Regions from separate parts of the Homo sapiens genome. Here region 1 is linked to region 2. Evidence: chromatin loops called from intact Hi-C (ENCODE). Cell type or tissue: mammary epithelial cell. All regions are shown on one strand. Region 1 overlaps ACTN4 (actinin alpha 4). Region 2 overlaps RYR1 (ryanodine receptor 1).

Region 1 (2,500 bases), 160 kb before region 2:
CAAGGGGTCGTTCGGGGTTGGTCGTATTCCCAGGAAATCAAGTCCCTCAGAGAAGCATCCACGACGACCCTCCCGCTGCGGGCTGTGGGGGATGGTGAGGGGTGTGGAGTGAAGGTGGCCCACCCACCCCAGGGCGGAGGAGGCCGCTACGACCAGACCCTGGGGTGTGGAGGGCCTGCCTGTCCTGTTTCACGTAACTGCTACTTGAGAGGACAGAGGCTCTGAGTCTTGGGAATTAGTAGGCCAGCCTGCCTGGGGGCTCTGGCAGACGCCATGGGCAGACCCGCGTGGATGCCCAGTCAGGTAGGGGTGGGGCAGGGACGTGTGGAGGCCGCTGAACCAGCTGGGCCCTGGCCGGAGACTGAGCTGGCTTCTAAACACCTCAGGTGAAGGCTGCCCCAGAGCCCTTCCCAGGGGAGGAATGCCAGTGGGGCCACCACACCCAGCCCCTTGGCCTCAGGAAACCATCTGCAGGGCCTCATGGAGCCCTGTAGAGGGACTGAAGAGCTGATGGGTGGGCAGAAAGACCCCCAGAAGGTTCAGCCACAGGGCGACGCCCAGGCCTCCATGGATAAGGACGGCTGGAGCCACCTGAGCTGTCTGTTGAACGAATGAGTGAATCCGGGAATGGATGGAGGCCACCAACCACACAAGATGGCATCGGTGCTAACACGCTCTCCTCACATGGGTGCCTTTCTGCCAGGCAAGAGGGAAGTGCGGCACCCGGCCTGGCCAGGCCCTTCCTCCCTCACTATCCACTCTCTCACTCGCACTCTTTCCTGGTAGCAAAGGGGCTGGGCTGCTCTGAGGCTGGCAGCTGCCGCGGGAATGGCGAGCTGAGCTCATGTGAGGAGGGCACAAGCTGGGCCGTGGCCAGGGCTGCAGGCCGTGTGGAGCTGCACACTCGCATGCGGGCCAGGGTGGGGAGGGGTGAGAAAATGCACTCAGGAATGCAAGGAAGGGCTCAGCTGGGCGGAGTGGCGGCCGGAGGGCCAGGGAGACTGTGTTGGGAAGGTGGTGGCCAGAGTGGGAGAGGAGTCCTGTGAGTGGCTCTTGTGGCTCTCCCAGGCACTGGCAGCTTTCTGAAGGCTTCCAGACCCCTGGGATCTGAAATCTCAACCTTGGCATGACCCAAAAGAGGGCCAGGGACGTGATGAAATCCCACATCTGGAGCCAACGGCCAGGCAGCTGCAGGGCTGCCGAGAACAGAAAGCACAGTGGCGCTCCTGCAGGGGGAGCCAGGCCCGGGAAGGAGGCTCTGGGAAGGGATGGGAGGTGGGAGGAGCTCACAGGTGGGCCATGCTGAAGGGTGGGCCGAAGGCAGTGGGTGAGCACTGTCTGAGGGTGAGCACTGGCTGTGGTCCGGCAGCAGGCCCAGGAGGCAGGCCCTCCTCTAGCCTGAGGGACGTGCCAGTGAACATGGGCTCCCCAGCCTTCCGTCCACGCTCACAGAGGTGTGGGAGAGGGAAGCCGACTCTGAACACAGGGTGCGGGGGATGGAAGAGGCCTGCCCCACACACTCGCCCTGGATGGGGAAGACACGCAGAGGGGACAAACAGATGGGTGTAAGGTCACTTCCCTGAAGTGCTGGAGGGGGCTTGGCTGTGTTCCTGGATGACTGACAGGGTCCCACCTCTGAGGCGAGGGCAGACTGGGCAACAAAGAGGACCTGGCCCCTGAATGGTCCCTGCTTTCTGGGGCTGAAGGAATCCAAAGCAGCATTTCTTTCCTTTTTTTTTGAGACAGGGTCTTGCTCTGTCACCCAGGCTGGAGTGCAGTGGTACAATCACGGCTCACTGCAGCCTTGACCTCCCTGGCTCAATCAATCCTCCCACCTCAGCCTCCAAAGTAGCTGGGACCACAGGTGTGCACCACTATGCCTGGCTAATTTTATTATTCTAAAATTTTTTTGTATAGGCAGGGTCTCGCTATGTTGCCCAGGCTGGTCTCAAACTCTTGGGCTCAAGTGATCCTCCTGCCTTGGCCTGCCAAAGTGCTGGGATTACAGGTGTGAGCCACTGAACCTGGCTCTAAAGCAGCATTTCTGACACACACACATGCTCCCAAGCAGCAAGAAAGGGCACCTGAGAAACAGACCCAACGTGGCAGGGGGCTGTGTGTGCACACCCATGCATGCCTGAGAGACAGGAGGGGAGCACGGGAGCGGGGCTGGGCAGAGTGGGGCAGAGCTGGGCCGTACCGTCAGTCCAGGCCTCGTGGATGGAGGCCTTCTGCCGGAACTTCTCTGCCAGGTGGTCGAGCCGCTCCAGCCTGCGGATCTCATTCAGCAGCCACTCCTCGTAGCCCTTCTCAGCCTGCTCCAAGTGCTGCCAGCCATTGTTGATGTCCTGGGGCAGGGCAGGAGCAGGCAGGGCTATCACAAGGAAGTGGAGGCACCCAGGGGGATGTCTCCAAGGGATGCTGATGGGAAGGTGGCAGAACTTGGCTGGGGTCATGTCTGTGTCATGCTTTGCTATTATACCTGGATGCCTACACAGGG
Region 2 (2,500 bases):
TACAGGCATGAGTCATCGTGCCTGGCTAGTATTTTATTTTATTTTATATTTTATTGTATTATTTTATTTTATTTTTGAGAGAGTCTCACTCTGTTGCCCATGCTGGAGTGCAGTGGTGCAATCTCGGCTCACTGCAACCTCCGCCTCCCGGGTTCAAGCGATTCTCCTGCCTCAGCCTCCCGAGTAGCTGGGAATACAGGCATGCACCACCATGCCTAGCTAATTTTTGTATTTTTATTTCTTTTTTTTGAGACAGAATTTCGCTCTTGTCACCCAGGCTGGAGTGCAATGACGCGATCTTGGCTCACAGCAACCTCCCCCTCCTGGGTTCAAGTGATTCTCTTGCCTCAGCCTCCCAAGTAGCTGGGACTTCAGGCATAGGCCACCATGCCTAGCTAATTTTTGTATTTTTTGTAGGGACAGGGTTTGGTTTCGCCATGTTGCCCAGGCTGCTCTCTGTCCCTCTTGTTCCCATTTTTCAGCCTTTCCATTTACTGTCCCCTTTGCCTGGGACACCACAGCCTCGCTGAGTCATATGGTATCTTTCAACTCTCAGCTTCGCTGTCCCCTCCTGCAGAAGGCCTTCCGCCACCAGCCGGTTTACAGGGCTTACCACACCCTGCTCACTCCCACACCCTTCAGACCACAGATTATAACCTGCAATTACTTCGTGTATTTCGTTATTTGCATCTGCCCCTTCCCACTGGACTATCAGCCCCCACAGTGGGCTCTCTGTTTTGTTCACTGCTGTACCTTCAGGACCAGGGCAGTGCCTGACACACAGTAGGTACTCATACTCATTTGTCAAGTGAAGGAAGCATCATGAAAACTAAGAGGCTGGGCGCCGTGGCTCATGCCTATAATCCCAGCACTTTGGGAGGCTGAGGCAGGAGAATCGCTTGAACCTGGGAGGCGGAGGTTGCAGTGAGCCGAGAGCATGCCACTGCACTCCAGCCTGGGTGACAGAATGAGACTCTGTCACAAAAAAAAAAAAAAAAAAAAGAAATGAGACTATCGCCATTTTGCAATCTCTAATGAATGAATATGTCTGAGTGTTGAGCAGAAACAGCTGCTGGCATCTGGAAAGGAGGTGCCTCCTGGTGGAGGTATACAGTAGCCCCACATAGGAAGGTTCTGGCTAAAAAACTCCTTACACCCAAATCTGAATCTGCTCGAACTTTGGCTGAGTCCCACTTTGGAGGAAACCCAGGGGACACAGGAACACATGAAATGACACCACAAGGACGCATTGGTCAGGTCCAGACTATGGGAAGCTCTACAACTAGGACAGCACTATCCACTGATAGACTTAGTGTGAAAAAAGAATGAAAAATGTCGAGCTAATCATTTTTTAGATTGATTATGGCCAGGCACAGTGGCTCTTGCCTGTAATCCCAGCACCTTGGGTGGCTGAGGAGGGTGGATTGCTTGAGCACAGGAGTTTGAGACCAGCCTGGGCAACATGGCAAGACCCCATCTCTATAAATAAATAAACAGGATTGATTCCATGTTGAAATAATATCCTGAGTGTACTAGATTATGTGTAGTGTTTCATTTTACTTTTTTTTTTTTTTAACAGAGTCTTGCTCAGTTGCCCAGGTTGAAGTACAGTGCCATGAACATGGCTCACTGCAGCATTAACCTCCAAGGTTCAAGAGATCCTCCTGCCTCAGCCTCCCCAGTAACTGGGACTACAGATATGCACTACTACACCTGGTTATTTTTTAAAGTTTTTATAGAGATAGGGTTTTGCTGTGTTACGCAGGCTGGCTCAAACTCCTGGCCTCAAGTGATCCTCCCGCCTTGGCCTCCCAAAGTGCTGGGATTACAGGCACGAGCCACCATGCCGGTCCTCTTTTTACTTTTTAAAAAACATGGCTATTAGAAAATTTAAAATTATGGTGACTCACGCCTGTAATCCCAGCACTTTCGGAGGGTGAGGAGGGCAGATCACTTTAGGCCAGGAGTTTGAGACTACCCTGGCCAACATGGCGAAACCTTGTCTCTACTAAAAATACAAAAATTAGCCAGGTGTGGTGGCGCATGCCTGTAATCCCAGCTACTCAGGAGGCTGAGGCAGGAGAATCACTTGAACCTGACAGGTGGAGGTTACAGTGAGCTGAGATTGCCCCACTGCACTCCAGCCTGGACAACAGAGTGAGACCCTGTCTCAAAAAAAAGAAGAAAATTTAAAAATATACATATTGCTCATATTGTATTTCTGTTGGACAGTAAAGATCTGCAGGACTGGATCTCCAGGAGATAAATTGCAAGGAAAAAGAAAAGATAATAGAGGGGAAGCAAGAGATGAAAGATGATTTTAAAAAGTATCAGCCAATTGCAATGGGTGGCCCTTGTTTGGATTCTGATTTAAAGAAGCTACAAAAAATCCTGATAGTTACATGAAAGTTATGAGATTTGGAAATTTGCACACTCACTAGATATTTGATGATTTAAAGGACTGTGACTTTTTTATTTGTACTGTTTTATTTTGGGTTAG

The links. A loop is a pair of places that touch in the nucleus more often than their neighbours do. Peaks named below come from ENCODE experiments on the same cell type or tissue, not always from the same donor. Only the 100,000 strongest peaks of a DNase experiment are listed, where the experiment ranks them.
Region 1: a loop joins it to region 2, with 5 times the contacts of the local background. A loop is called at or near these places in 6 of 110 quality-filtered maps.

What each region holds. Positions count from the first base shown.
Region 1 is chr19:38,717,775-38,720,274 of GRCh38, reverse strand. ACTN4 (actinin alpha 4) reads right to left here. Exons shown (of 21, transcript NM_004924.6): 11 at 2,201-2,348. All of the region lies in intron 1 of LOC107985291 (a long non-coding RNA gene), which reads left to right. Among named protein-coding and RNA genes, the nearest start is that of CAPN12, 25 kb to the left of the region's middle. RefSeq lists enhancers at 919-1,639, 1,674-2,500. In mammary epithelial cell, CTCF peaks have their summits at 495 and 1,241 (motif pointing right); a DNase peak (open chromatin) is centred at 884; H3K27ac peaks cover 1,719 bases.
Region 2 is chr19:38,555,554-38,558,053 of GRCh38, reverse strand. The region is part of intron 89 of RYR1 (ryanodine receptor 1); the gene reads right to left. Among named protein-coding and RNA genes, the nearest start is that of MAP4K1-AS1, 40 kb to the left of the region's middle. RefSeq lists an enhancer at 573-762. In mammary epithelial cell, a CTCF peak has its summit at 1,095 (motif pointing left); no DNase peak of the experiment used is centred here.